2 separate regions of the Homo sapiens genome follow, and region 1 is linked to region 2. Evidence: chromatin loops called from intact Hi-C (ENCODE). Cell type or tissue: Caco-2. All regions are shown on one strand.

What was found. A loop is a pair of places that touch in the nucleus more often than their neighbours do. Peaks named below come from ENCODE experiments on the same cell type or tissue, not always from the same donor. Only the 100,000 strongest peaks of a DNase experiment are listed, where the experiment ranks them.
Region 1: it touches region 2 in a loop (5-fold over the local background); 2 of 110 quality-filtered maps call a loop at or near these places.

The regions. Positions count from the first base shown.
Region 1 is chr2:164,909,307-164,917,306 of GRCh38, reverse strand. It overlaps SLC38A11 (solute carrier family 38 member 11), which reads left to right. Exons shown (of 12, transcript NM_001351537.2): 8 at 1,334-1,404; 9 at 2,034-2,195; 10 at 5,559-5,671. Among named protein-coding and RNA genes, the nearest start is that of SLC38A11, 42 kb to the left of the region's middle. RefSeq lists an enhancer at 3,847-4,363. In Caco-2, a CTCF peak has its summit at 3,492 (motif pointing right); DNase peaks (open chromatin) are centred at 3,026, 6,575 and 7,006.
Region 2 is chr2:164,707,313-164,715,312 of GRCh38, reverse strand. All of the region lies in intron 7 of COBLL1 (cordon-bleu WH2 repeat protein like 1), which reads left to right. Among named protein-coding and RNA genes, the nearest start is that of SNORA70F, 24 kb to the right of the region's middle. RefSeq lists a cis regulatory region at 3,451-3,464 and an enhancer at 3,385-3,529. In Caco-2, no CTCF peak of the experiment used is centred here; DNase peaks (open chromatin) are centred at 662 and 4,212; H3K4me3 peaks cover 167 bases.

The sequences.
Region 1 (8,000 bases), 200 kb before region 2:
GTATGTACCTTCTTTACATAGAGGATGAATAAACAAACTTATGAAATAGATGGGTCTTCATCTTTAGAATTTCTGTTTTTTATTGAAAATACCCAGCGCCTTTTCATGCTTCCTAGGAATATCCCTGTTCCATTCTTCATGCATTGTTTTGAGTCTTACTCAAGCCTTCCCTTCCCAGGGAAGTTGGCCATACTTTTAGACTTTTTGCTGCCTTTATTAATAATGCTGGATAATAACATTAATACTAATAACTGTTTATTGAACATGTGCTATGTGATAAACTCTCTTCCAGAAGTTTTACATATTTTATCTCATTTAATCTACACAGTCACTTAATGAGTTAGATACTACAATTATCCCCAGTTTATAAATGTTGAAATTGAAGCACAGAGAGGTCCTGTAACTTGCCTAAAATCACACAGCTAATAAGTGGAAGGAGGCCAGAAGAACAATTTAAGCTAACTGACCTTAGAGCCTCTGCTGTTCATCATTATTCATGATGTGTTAGCCAGGTAGACCTATCACTGCCAATATCAAATATTTTAATTCCACTAGGATGTAGCCTGTTTCAAGCTGTTTAAAGTGCATATATTTCCAAAATTCCCTTGAGAAATACATCTACAGTTGGGAATTTGAGGCCACTGTCAGATGGTTCTGCCTGGAAAAAACATGGGAGTGAATAAACCAGGAAGATAAATCTCAACTTCTTCACTAATTATTTGTGGAAGCTTGGCAAGTTATATCACCATCCAGAGCTTGATTTTCTTCATGTGTTAAATGGTGATAATAATACTTAAGTGTTATTTTGAAAATTAAATGAGATAACACAGTAGAGTTTCTAGAAGATAGTACATCCTCAATTAGTATTAGTTCATGTTTACCTCTCTCAATAAATTTTAGTGCTGACTAAATTTTTCTTGGGTAGGTTAAGCCTGAAAAAAATAAGAGCGGAATGAACAGCAGTAACTGGGCATTGTTAATTTTTGTATCTCCCTCAAAAGGTAGCTGAACTGGTAGGTGCATAATCAATGCTGTCTGTTAAATTGATGAGCAAATAAACAAATTCACAAAATTACATAGTCTGGATATTTTACATATGTAAAAATAGAATTTGTCCAAGTATTTGACATACATTTTAGAGGACTGGGGTTAAGAGATAACACTCATGCTCCTGGGAAATTTATTCATGATTACACAAGATTAATGGGAGCCCCTTATTAATTTCTGGCTTAAAGACACTCAGTTTATATTTGTGATACCATTTCTTGTTATCTGATATACTGATGCTTGTATTTATTTAACAATTTATCAAGTTAACTGATTTTTCTTCTAGACCAAAAACAGAAGACGCTTGGGTATTTGCAAAGCCCAATGCCATTCAAGCGGTCGGGGTTATGTCTTTTGGTGAGTATTTGGTTTCAAAGGCCCTTTCTCAATGTGGAGTTCTCTGTTCCATGAAAAAGTGCTGTGTTTCATATTTATGTCTGGATAGCAGATGTCCTAAGTTTTAGACTTCCTATTAGCAGCATATGATCTAGTTTGTGCCAATATAAAATTAGGCTCAAACTTTTCTCACTCATCACTAAAATTTGCTTCAATTTGGAGAAATCTATTTCTCATGCAGAAACTCATTACAGTCATCTTGTTTCTTAACTTGGAAGGCTAGCAAGTGTTATGGACTTCTTCAAACCCTTTATTATGTCCCAAATGGCAAAGGAAGCCACAGGATGAAAACGATGGGAAAAAGATTTCCTTCAGATGGGAAGGGTCATTAGGAAAAGGAAAATGAGAGAGAATGTTGGACTGGCCTGGTTTATATCAAGAGTAACATGAAAAGACCACATAAGCCTGATGTGAATGAATGGTCTCATTTCTAGAACTATTAGAAAAATTATTTTCTGACATATTAATAAAGTTGTATGTTTAAACTTCAGTTCATTGGCATCTAAAGTAGTATATATCTCTGAATTTCAGAACTAAAAAAGAAAACCCTGGTGCTTGATTTAATAATGCTCTTTTTTTTTGTATTGCAGCATTTATTTGCCACCATAACTCCTTCTTAGTTTACAGTTCTCTAGAAGAACCCACAGTAGCTAAGTGGTCCCGCCTTATCCATATGTCCATCGTGATTTCTGTATTTATCTGTATATTCTTTGCTACATGTGGATACTTGACATTTACTGGCTTCACCCAAGGTAAAATGAGAGATTCAGTTATAGTGTTCATGTGCATTGGTACAGGTATACCGAATGTTCTACTCATTATTGTTACAGGTATGCCCAGTGTTCTATTTCAAAGATTACTCTCTTCCACCCATTCTCTCTACCCTCCTGCCCCCCTGCTGTCTGTTTCCTAGTTTTTACCTTTTTAAACTGCTCAATTTAGTTCTGTAGCCCATACTCTCTCCTTCCACACACTGTCACTTCCTAGCACATGATTTTTGGCTTTCCTCCACTGCAGCTTCATTTTCAAAGGTACCAGTGGCCTCCCAATCTTCAGAGCAAATAGCTTCGATTTGGATTCTCCCGAATCTCTCTGAATCACTTAACAATACTGAACTTCCTTTCTTTGCTCAAATTTTCCTCCCTTAGAGGAAAGAGTATTATTATATTATCATTGTTATTCTTTCTCTCTGTTAATTTTTTTTCTGTTTTCTTTTTCTTTACCCTCTCTAATCCCCCACTCCACTCCATCCCACACCACCCAGATAACGGGCTCAAGCATATTGTTTTCTCTTCTCTCAAAAAAATTTCCCGGTACTTTCATTGTTTTAATTCTAACCCAGACCTTTCTTTTTGTCTCCAACCTGCTGCCTGTAGGACGTTTCTACTCAGTTGTTCTATATTTGTCTTAATCACAAAACATCATGTTTCCCTTAAAACCAGACCTTTTCTTCCTCCCTCCAAAGATATTTCTCTCTTTTTTTGCATTCACCCAGGCCCAGCAACTGAGCAGTCCTCTCTTCTACTTCCCTTGACCCTTACATTCAATCATCAGTGTAGTGTAGTAGTCAGGGCAGTCCAGCAGTAGGCTGTGATTTACATATTTCACAGCTCTTGCAGGTCTATTATCTCATTGACCTTCAGACAACCCTTTGAAGGGAAGTGGAATAACTAGTTTTACCCCCTGATTAAAACACAAAGAGGTGAAGTAACTTGCTCATGCTGGCTGATGACAAACCAGAAAACAAGTCTTCTGACTCTTAAGTTCAGTTTTCTTTCCATCCTCTTTCTGCCTGCCCTGTTTTGGTCAACCATGACCCTCTGAAAGTTGTCCCTTTGCCTCTAGCTCCCATTAGCTTAGTTTTCTGAAAACCTGGGTGCTCTTGGGAGGATGGCTGCCTTATTCTGAACAGAGGTTACAGATCACTATGACTTTAGGCAAATATTTCTCAAGAAATGAAGAAAGATGGCTTCAAAAAATAATGATTAACAAAATTCAAATGCAGTCAAAAATATAATACATGCCTGTGCCACTAGAGTGCAGTAACAAAGTGACCTTGAAACTTCTGATAAGAATTGTGTTCCAAAGCATTTCTATGTATCACTATTGCTACATAGTTTGCCAATGCAAATGGCCTATGGGCTCTGGTCTGTACAGGACCTTGGTTTTTAAATGCCTTTTCTGTAAGACATAACCTTTTTTGTTAGTTACATCTTCCTGGAGTTTTTATCAGTGGTAATTGCTCAGATATAATTAAATCTTTATAAAACAAAGCTGACAGGTTTTTAATGCCGTTTTCCCCCTAGCTGTAATTCTTTAAAATACAACTTAGATTCAGGCTGCAATAAGCTGACATTGTTTCTCCAGGCCACCTCTCCTTAGGTAAATCTAGTCTAATTTGTGCATACTGCATTCTTCTTTTCTAACCTCTTTCAGTAGATAAATTTCAGCTTGAGAGGCGGTGGGAACTCTAGATTCTCCTCGACATTTCTAGTGACTTTCGAAAAGACAATAGGGCTCATTTTTTTAGTGGAGGTTAGTGAACGGGGAACTTCAGTCCTTTTTTCTTAGAGTGCTGGAATCTTTTCAGTCAACCTTGAAGCAGGTTTCTGCCACCTTACTTTGTGTTTTAATCCCCTCCTGCCCAAAAGGGATGTTCTAAAGTAATGTAGATTTGTTCTAGTTGATGGGGGGAGGGGTGAGAGCCACTTAAAGTAAATCTTGGGAAGAGGCAAATTATTTAGGATATTCAGCTTTGTAATGAAAAAAACAGTACAGAGGTATTATAGCTTTTCTTCTTTTTAAATGGTGTAGTATTGAGTATTGATCTTAAAAAAATTTAATTTTCAATTAAGTTTAATTTTAAAAAGGTTACCACAATTTTAACATTTAAGCACGTTATATACAGAAAATCAGCAAGCCCAAGTACTCTGTTTCGGCATTAGTCATTGTTATATTTTTATTTTTTTTATTTCTTCCATGGACTACTGTACAGTTGTAGGTAATTGTTTTTTGATGACATGACATCTGTGCCCTAGTTAGATCCCTGTATTTCTTCATAGACAGTTGAGAAATATAGTCTCTAAATAAGAATTGTTTCAAGGTATATTTAGTCCATCATCTAGTCTGGAACTTATTAAATTTAATGTTCTTTCTGGGACATAGCCATATTTTCACAGTTTTGAATCAGTGCATTTACACTTGGGCTCATGAGGTGCCATGAAAGGTAACATATGTTTGGAATTTCTCGCTGTGGCCCCAAGGTTGGGATGAAACCCTATAGCATGATACACAGGAAATTCAGCTCCCCAGATGTACTGGTTTACTCTTCCTTTCAGGATTGTTCTTGATCTAAGAATAGCATTTCAAAAGGAAATTTGTTTATTTTTAACAGACATTTTTAAAAAATAATGAAGTCACTTACTCACCAGAAACAAAGACCAGAAACCAGTTTACAAAGCCAGTGCTGAAGAATTTAGGGAGTTGATTCTGATGTAAGAAGACAATGGATAAAGTATTTTTCAGAAGTCAGTACAAATTGGCAGCAAATCTACCAAAAACAAATAATAAGAGAAAAACTATCAGTGATGGATTTATCTTCACATGTAGCATGTACTGGTTTAAATCAGTGAATAACTACATAGTTATTGAATTCAAAAACTTTTATTTAGACCTGGTCATCTATTCTCTTAATTAAATGAAATGAAGTTTATGGAGATTCACTTATAAGTCATGTGTTGCTTAATGACAGGGAAACATTCTGAGAAATGCATTGTTAGGTGATTTCCTCATTGTGCAAACATCACAGAGTATACGTACACAAATCTAGATGGTAGCACCTATTACACACCTAGGCTATATGCTATAGCTTATTGCTCCTAGGCTATAAACCTCTACAGCATGTTTCTGTACTGAATTCTGTAGGCAACTGTAGCAGAATGGAAAGTATTTATGTATCTAAACATAGAAAAATATATAGTAAAAATACAGCATTGTAATCATATATGTGGGCCATTAGGTGATGCATAACTGTAATATCTAATATTTAATTTATTAGATAGTTATCTCAAACATTTAGTATCTAGTAAATAAACTTATTTTATATTACTATCTAGGGGACTTATTTGAAAATTACTGCAGAAATGATGACCTGGTAACATTTGGAAGATTTTGTTATGGTGTCACTGTCATTTTGACATACCCTATGGAATGCTTTGTGACAAGAGAGGTAAGCGCGGTTCCTTCCCAACGCTTTACCCAGGTGATCTCTCTGCCACATTTAATTTAGGAAGATTTATAAATAATACAGTTTGGCAAATTCCCAAGGGCATGACAAATGGTATAATTTGTAAAATTTTCTTTTTTGACTCTAAAATGTCAGAGTTTAAAGATGAATTTATATTCAGATGTTTACAAGACAATTTTTCAAAAGTTCGGTTTGAAAATTAGGTTTGGTAGATTTGGCTTATATTTCTGTGAGCACAAATATTTATACAACTGCATTCCAAAGTGACTGCCAGCCTTTTGCGACAGCCAAACTAAAGTTGTTGCTTTTAAGGCATTCTTACAAAGAAATTAAGTATCAAGGTTTAAAACATGTTTTACAAAACTGTCTTTTTGCTTAGATGTTTTATCAGTCAACATGTATTAAAGGCACTGTAGAATCTACAGATTCTAACTGGTTTTGTTATTTTTTAAAAACTAAAATATCTTATATTCCATGGAGAACCAAAATTCAACTGAAACTTTTAGTTTTACAGATACATTTTATTTATGTATTTATACATGTAGACGTGTATATTTACAACTATACATAACATAAACTAATAATATAAATAATAACAAATATATAGGATATTATTTACATATAAATATATTGTATTGTCAAAGTCAGCTCTAAATTGGGTTATATATTCCACTTGTATTTGTAGAGAAATATTATCTGAAAGAGAATTCATTCTTTTGGTGTAAAATTGGATAACATGGCCTGTCAGGAATCCCTTATGCTGTCAGCTAAAAATCCACTGTACCAGTCGGCAGTAAAACATGATCTTGCTTCACAGTGGGTCTTTCAGGGACCACACTGAAAAGGGCTCAGTCATAGGATCTGTTCCTAGAGGCTGTTTATACAGTGCACCATGTGAAAGGGTCTAATGAGATAAGTGAAATATCTACAGAGCTTTAAATACACTAAATAATCAGCAGGCTTCTTGAGGCAAGCCAGGGCTTACTTTAAGTCAGTCCCAGGGATAAGGAACTGACTGCACGGGGAAACAGAAGAGGGAAATGTTTAGCACTGTGTATGTCCTTTACAACTAGCACTTCTCTCCCTCACACATGTATAACTCACAGGCCAGTTCTCTACCTTGACTATAAAGGAGAAATAGACTGAACTAATTTTTTTTTAAATTTAAGAGCCTTTCGAAACTTTACTAGCTATTGTCAGATGCAGGACATGGTATTATTTTAGCTTCTGCTCAGTACGTAGGTTCAAATCTAATCTCTAGATCAGCAAGTAAGAACAGATGGTGCATTCTCACGTGGTTGCTAGTAAACTGCCTGCCTGCAGACGATCTGAGTCACTTCACCTGCACAACTTCTGTGTTTAGTACTTGAAACTTGAGTTTCCTTTCTAGCTGCTGTGGCAGGAAGATAGAACTGAATCAAGATCTCTGCCACAATAGCAAATACTCAGCAGAAGAATGGTGTCTATAACTTTCCCTTCTCTTACTCTTCATTCTGCACACACACACAGGTACACACACAAATGTATGACTGACAAAAATATAATCAAACTGTTTCAATTCATAAAAGCACTAAAAAGGCTGTCTACCCTTAACAAATATCTCTTACTACCTGCCTCACTAAGTGATTTTTCACTCTCACAATTATATCATAGAGGCATCTGTAAGAATGGATCTTAAATAAGATAATACTTGGAGAGACATTACAACTTATGTTATTAATATCACCATTAAATTATTAGCAAAGTCATGGCAGTATGTGACACATGGGAGATGTTGCATATCCAGGCAGCACAGCTTAGAGAGATGGCTTCTTTATGATACCTCAATATCTGACCTTCTGTTATTTCCAACTCTTTGTCTCACTGTTCTTTTGCACAGGGTCACTACTTATTCAGACTATCTTCTCTTTATCCTCCATAGGTATTGTTCCTGTTATTACCTCTTTGCTCTTTTTCACGCTCTTGTCTCAGCCTATAATTCTGCTCCAAATCCTGTGCATGTTTCAAGCCCTACCTCAAACCAAGGTAGGTCAAGCATATTTCAGGGATGCTGTAAAGGAGATTACTGTAAGGAGACGGCTCTAGATACCTAAAGCTCCTTCTAGTCCTAAATTCTCCTTGATCTTTTTTGTCCTGTTATAAATTGATCTCTACTTGCTTTTTTAAGTTTCGTTGTATGCCTCCAAAAATTAATTCCTGAGAATAGGAATCATTTCCCTGACATTTTATCTTTGCAAACCATATCATAATATGGGACACATTAAGTCAGTAATTTTTTATTGCTTTCCTGATCTGAGTAGTCATGAAAAAT
Region 2 (8,000 bases):
TTGCTGTACAGAATACAGCTGTCTATACTTCCAAAAATATGACTGGTTTCATTCAGTAGAGAAATGTACCAACACAGTATAATATTTAATCTGCTCCCCTTTTTAAGGCTTTCCTAGATATAATACATACTTTGCCACTGTAGTTTTCATCAGATTTTCAAAGGGTCATAATCACAATAACAAAAGCAATGGTGAATGCTTATATAATGCTTACTAATGTTTCAGACAAGGCTCTAAGAACATTACTTATTTAATCCTTATGACAACCCTCTGGGCCATTACATTTTAGGTTTCTGACAGTTTTAGCCTAAAAGAACTATGAATTATGAGGAATTAATAAGTTGTTAAACTTTAAGGAAAAATATATTATTCAAAGAGCAGTAGGTCATTTGTGGAATTAATATGGATTTCTCATTCTTGTCTATTAGTATGTAAAAAGTCGTACCTCTCTAAAATAACATGCTGAGTTAATAAAATAGTATTGAAAATAATTACTGTTAGGAGGCTTACTTTACCAGTATGAAGTTTACTTAGCCTCTCTATCTCTGTGATGTTTGTGACCTCATGGGAAGATTTGCATTTCTCTGGTAACCAGCATGTGTTAACAGAGGCCAGGGCAGATAGAAGCAGGCCTCTTTTCTGGAGCCACAGTGATAACCTTAAGGTGTCCCTGGGATAAGCCTGCTCCCAGCCTTAATTGCCTTTCTGGATGAACTGAGTTGGCCCCAGTTTGTTTGATTGACTGTAGCTTCACTCTGGTATAGGTCCTAAACTCGGTTAACTTCTAGATTATTCACATTCTCCTACCCTGTGGCTAAAAACACCTCTATCCTCATCACTGTGATCACAGGGAATCATGGTTACCACCATTCCCTGTCTTTTAAACTTGATCCTGAGCTCTGCTTTCTGGTGGTTCATCCTGGTTTTTTTTTTTTTTTTTTTCATCCAAGATGTACCATTGAGCTAGACCCTCATCATTGGGCTTTTACTAAATGCTGTATGCAGAGGATTATCATGAGTAAGACTTAGTTTATATACTTTATCAGAGTATCATAGGGTTGATGAAAGCACGGATTGCCTCAGGAAGACAAATGGAAAAAACTTACAGGGGAATAACATGGGATTTTTTAATGTGTGTGTGTGTGTGTGTGTGTGTGTTTCTTTCTATTGTGCCTAGACAAGGGCTGGAAAGAAGAAGTCCTGACCTGGCCTGAGAGAGAGACTCCTGAATTCTACTAATAGGTCTATTATCTTCTTCTTTGCCGTTGTCATTTTTTTTCCTTCACCTTTGCTGAACTTCTCTATGACTTAGTTTTCTCCTCTGTAGAATAAGATTGTGTAATTAAATTTCCCAAAGTCTCTTCCAACTCTAGTATTACAAAATTATGCTATTTTGCTATTTTTTAAAATTGGCCTCTAACAGATGAACGTGCTTGTTTTGGTTTGATCAACGTTAACGAGATGACGGTGTCTAATCCTGGCATTACTCCTCTGAGGATTTCAGAAACTTAAAGTACAATAACAAAATAAAACATTGACTGACATCTTTCTTCCCAAACTCCTGACTGTAACACAAAAGTTAACACAATTGCATAGGTATTGCATTACTAAAAAGAGGTAAAAGACTTGATATTTGATGACGACATGCTTAGGTTAATGAGTTTGTTAACCATGGTAACCATGTTACCATTGACTAATAATGAGTTTTAAAGTAGATGACTTTAAGAGAAATCTAGTGGCAAGCTTGGCCACTCAGAATCCCCTGAATGGGTTTAATTTTATTAACCAAAAAGGTACAAGTTACTGTTGGTGGTGGTATTTAGATCACATATAAGTGAACCTAGCTGTAACCTCATTGCTTCCTCTCATAATATTTATTTCAGCAGATTGGTAGGAGCAGCATTAAAATTGTCCACATAGTGATAGCTGGCCTAGTGTAGATGTAAGAGCTCCAGGCCCTGGTACTGCTGACCTATTTCTTCTCTCGTTATTATAGTTGTCTGGGATCTGACATGCCACCTCTATTCCTTATACCCCTTCACTCTGATGTTATATGACTTTTCTTAATCTACAAAACCTAGGCAGGCTAAGATTTTCTATGCCATCAGTGAAGAATCTTAAAACAGGTTTATATAGAGAATAAGAAAATAGAATGCATAAGCCCTAGATTTTCAGGAGTGTGGAGGAAGTGCCATCCAAAGAGGAAAAGGATGTAGCACAGGGAGATACAGGACATCAGAAATAAACTTCCCCCACCCCACCAAAAGATAACATTTTATTTTTACAAATCACAATAATATAACAAAGAAACTGGCAAGTATGCTTTCATACAATACAAGCCAAAATTTGCATGCACGTGTGTGTGTGTATCTATGTGCATCATGTATATACAGGTGTAAAAAGATACACATATAACAGTGGACACCAAAACTTCTATGAGGCGACTTTTATTTGGGATTTAGTGATTTTTTTCCTCATCATTATATACATTATTTGTGTCTTGTGAGATTGAGCTAATTTTATCACATCAACCATAAAACTGATTTAATTGTGATAAAAACTCACAGCTTATTTTGCAAATTCAATACAAGACCTCATTCTTCTAAATTACATTTATTATAGTGTAATAATAATATATATAATAATGACACTTTAAAATTGACTTGCTTGTCTAAGTTGTAAAAATTTTTTAACATTCTTCCATCAAGAGTTAAGAGTTAAAACTTGACCCTCAGATATATGAAAAGTTCAGTTATTGGGACACAATAGCAAATACCATAAATTAATGTCAATTTATAAGATATTTTATACTATTTAATAGTGTTTATTGTGAATGTCCAGGTTGGAGAAGAATAATGTGAGTCTGTCCCTTGAAAAACAAAACATGAGTTTTAAGACAATTTCAAGGGATTGTTTACATTCTCTCCACTAACCCCACCCTTTTCCACCTGTGAAAATCATAAACAGAACCAACAGATTCTATTAGAAACATTTAACATTATTGAAGTTGAGCCTCTATGTTTCTATCCCCTGAGTGTTTTTATTTTCCATATGTATTCTTTCATTTAACTCTTTAATCCAGGATACGTCAATTTCAATGACCCACTTTTTATAATTCAACTATGATTAATAAGTGATCTAATAACTAGTACAGAGCAAGTATTCAGTAAATCTCTTGAATGCCGTTTGATTCTATTTTCTTCAGCTAAATTTAGTTGGATTTTGAATCAGGAAATTCTGATCTGGGTGTGAATTCTGGGGGATTAACAATCTGGCATGGTTTTCAACCTGACCTTGCCACTTTCATTAGTAGATTCTGTTTCTCCTTGTGGTATTTTCCTTTTTACAGACCATAAAATTCAGTGATGTGCATTCCTGTTAGAAGTGCAGTTTTCATTAATGGCAAGCAGACTTATCAGTGACTCTAACTAAAGTAAATAATTGAACATCTCTAATGATTAACCAAAGCAGTTTCCCCTAGTAAGTAGAAACCTCTGTGTTTTCTCATTTTGTAAAGCCTTTAGACTTAATAAATTTTAATCTCTACCACTTTTTAAAATGTAGTCATAATTTGAACAAAGTAAATGTTTGTTGGTAGTAAAAGCTGAAGACAGTTATAAATGGTTCTTTAATTTTTCACATTAAATTTGCTTATGAGACATTTCAAATGTATGTACTATAATACATATCCATGAATTCATCACTGATTCAACAAAGTAGTGTTAAATATTTAACTTTTATTAAAGTCCTTTAAAGTATGTTGAAGAGACCTGAGTTGACTCAAAGGTGGAGATTTTTAGACCCACAATGAATGTTTATACAGTAGACTAAGCATTGGTTCCTGAACATTGGGCACTGTTGAGTTTTAAGGTTAATTATTACTGAGACTGATTCCAATAGGACTCTTACCAACACAGTCACCAGAGAGTACAATCTTAAATACCTCCTTTTACCTATGCTTTTTACTCCAACATCTGTATAACTATAATTCTTATTTTATTTGCAGAACACTTTCATGTACTTTAAAACAGACAAATTGCATGTAATAATATCAGCTGATGGTTATGAAGCATGTATTGTATGCTAGGCACTGTGCTATGTATTTTACATATAATATTTCATTTAAGTATCCCAGCCCCTTTTGACATAGGTGCTAGTACTTTTCCTTTTCATGAATGAGGAGGCCGAAGGTCACAGAGACAATAAATGGCATGTTTCCTGGTTCAACCGCTTGTATTGACTCCAAAACCCATTTCTTTGGGAATCATTGTAGTGGGTCGCCTTCTACCTTGCAAACTCTCTGTAAGCCTCTCTCCAACTAGACAAATTCAGATTCAGAAATAGTGGGTAGTTTAGCTCTGATGAATGCAAGAGCAGAACTATTGGGAGACTCTTTGGAGCATACTCCTAAAGTGCACAGAAGAAAATACAGCTTAAGAATGCTGCTGCTGGCCGGGCACAGTGGCTCACGCGTATAATCTCAGCACTTTGGGAGGCCGAGGCAGGTGGATCACAAGGTCAGGAGTTCAAGATCAGCCTGGCCAAGATGGTGAAACCCCATCTCTACTAAAAATACAAAAAATTAGCCAGGCATGGTGGTGGCTGCCTGTAATCCCAGCTACTCGGGAGGCTGAGTCAGAGAACTGCTTGAACCCGGGAGGCGGAGGTTGCAGTGAGCTGAGATCGCACCACTGTACTCCAGCCTGGGCAACAGAGCGAAACTCCGTCTCCAAAAAAAAAAAAAAAGAATGCTGCTGCTTAGGGATCAGTGGTCTTCCCAGCCTTTTAATTTAATTTAATTTAATTTTTCAGCATTCTAAATTCATGATGTGTATTACTTAAATATTACTTAAATGCTGTGGCAGTTTAGTAAGGCTGCTTTTAGCATTAGTCATTCCTGGGTTTGGAGCCTCTCCAGTCTTGCATGTTAGATATGTATATTCTCTGTAAATCCCAGTGTATACATGTGCTTTCCTGGCTACAGTCTATTTAGAAATATCGAAGTCTCCTAACTTAAATGTCCCTTCTTTTCCTGCAGACTTTACCGCGCCTCCCCAAGAGAAGGTTTTTTAGTAGATGTAGAACATCTCTTTCTCAAGTCCCAGTTGTTCTTCCATTTTGTGTTAAGAGTGATGTTTTAGTTAACACACAATTTGATTTTTATTTGATTTTTATTATCTTAACTTCCCTTGGCAATTTCTTAAATAATTGAAATTATTTTCCAAGAGTCTTCATAAAACCTCTTGCCTCTGTGTCTTATGACAACAAAAAATATATATATTAAGCTATTTCCTTGAATGTTAATATGAATATTACTCATATTTCAAAAGAAAATTTACATTTCTGTCCTTCATTAATCTGTTGGTTATTATCTAAACTCACTATTCTTATTTCTTCAAAACTCTTGCCTTTGCACGACTTATACCAGTTGTTAAATTTACATTTTGTCCTCAACTTTAATAAGTTTTAACCATTATTAACAGCGTAAGTTCCAGTTATGACAGACCACATAATTGTACGTCGTATCAATTAGTGACAATCATGTTCACTTTCCTCTAATGTCTTTTTATTTTTATTTATTTATTTATTTATTTTGAGATGGAGTTTCACTCTTGTTGCCTAGGCTGGAGTGCAGTGGCGCAATCTTGGCTTACTGCACCTCCACTTCCCGGGTTCAAGCGATTCTTCTGCCTCAGCCTCCCAAGTAGCTGGGATTACAGGCACACACCACCATACCCGGCTAATTTCTGTATTTTTAGTAGAGACGGGGTTTCACCATGTTAGTCAGGCTGGTCTCAAATTCCTGTCCTCAGATATTCTACCTATCTTGGCTTCCCAAAGTGCTGGGATTACAGGCGTGAGCCACGGCACCCAGCCAATGTCTTTTTTCTTAGCCTCTTTAATTCAAATTTCAGCTTTAGTAATGCATATCCATTTACCATCATGATACCCATGCACAACATGGTAAGGGTGGTGAATGTCACAGAATAGGGTTGTAAAATAAATGCTTCCCCTGATGTCCATGGCTTTGTGTTTTCAATATGCATTTCCCCCAGTTATCTTCATAAATGCTGTTGAAAAAAATTTAGCATTTATAAAACTGAAATATGTCTGTTTTGACAAATTTTAAATTCTTTATCCATAAAAATATAAATACTCTGTTTTACAAAAAGCTAGCTTATTTTAAGACCTCTAGCCTGAATAATGAAATATATGAGTCTATGGTTATTCTGTCTTTAGTTATGAATAGGCTCATAAAAATTTGTGAGTCTGTGTATATTCCTCCATTTTTATTTCTATACTGTCTGCTTTATTATAACCAAAATATAAGAGCTCTAACTCCCAAGTAGATACTCTCATTGAGAAATTCATGTCATGGCTGCTTTTATCATGGAAAAGACCAGTAAGTGACAAAGATTAGGAATGTGACCTAAAGGTGAACACATTTTTATTATACACCTCATGAAAGCAATCAGTTGAAACAAGGGAAACATGGAACTAGGGAGGAAAATCAAATGCTCTTGTTGCTTCATGCTTTAAGCTACCACTTATTGATCACCTGTTGCATTCTTACTGGTAAACTAGATCTGCCATAGGAGTGGAGCATGGCTTTAATAGGGCTTTACAGAAGTAAATCCGAGAAATAAAATCACATCTTCTACTGCTTTTGATTTGTAGACAATTATTTTTTTAAAGTGAAGGGCCATGTTCTTTTGGGAGAACTTTTGGCCTTTTTTCTGATGTTTCCTAAATGTGTTACTCTTAAGATATCAAGGGAAAGTTTTAGAACAGAAGGGCATTATCAGTAGAAAGATTTCTATTTAACCTTTATATTCTATTCAAAACAATATTTAAATACTGGCAACTCCTTGGTGCACTTCTTTCTTACCTTTTTGTTGCAGCGGGCCCTTGTTTTGAATTATTTCAAACATCCATTGAGAATCCACCCCCATGCCTACCCCAGTCAGGATGATCATAATATTTAGTCAGAATTGACTTCAGTGACTCTGAGACAGAATCTGAGTTTGGGTGGCAGGCTTTAACTCATTTCTTGCTGGATTATAGAGAAATCTGAAGAATTTTGGAGGAGGAATCAGAGTAATGGGATGGGGTTGGAGGCAGCTCTTTACCAACTAGTAGGAGAGAAGTTTAACATTTCAACTGTTGGTAAAATCTCCCTGGTGCCACCTTGTCGCACCCCCCTGTTATGAGGCACAGTTAGTGGGTTTATGAGAGGTTTGTTCAGTGAAGCTCCTGCCACTGTAGACCTAAATGTTTCTCTCCCTGTTGAAGTGACCTGCCTTCCTCTTTAGTACCTAACACAGTTGGCAAAGAGCATGGCTAACTCAAACCCTTTTCTTTGGGGGCAGGCTTCCCTTTCTCTCTGGCAGGTATATTAAAAAATTACAAAATAGTAAATTTGCCAAATTTTTCTTGGTGTGTAGCAAGGCATAAAGACTGAAAAATATCTTATGAATTAGTTCACTTCCCTTAGAGGTACCTACGTTGTCTTGTAAGACTAGAATGCCCCAAGCTTTACACGTGCCCCTGGTCTGAGTATGTCAAGGTCTTTTATTTACAAATGAAGATGGCAGCATATCATTCATTTTTTTATTCATTCAAGGAGTATTTACTTAGAACCCTCTGTGAGCCAGACATGGTTCTGGACATACAGCAGTGAGTGAAATAGTAGGGGAAAAAAATCTCTGCCTCTGTGGTCAACCCCAGTGGGAGCAGACAATGTACAAGGCAAATAAGTCAACTGTATAGTATGTTAGAGAGCAATTAAATGCTCATCATAGAAATAAATCTAGGAAGCAGGGATAAGAAATGTTGGGAGTCAGGGAGGAGTTCATTGAAAAGATGACATTTGACCGGGTATGGTAGCTCATGCCTGTAATCCCATCACTTTGGGAGGCCAAGGCAGGCAGATCACTTGAGGTCAGGAGTTCGAGAGCAGCCTAGCCAACATGGTGAAACCCCATCTCTACTAAAAATAC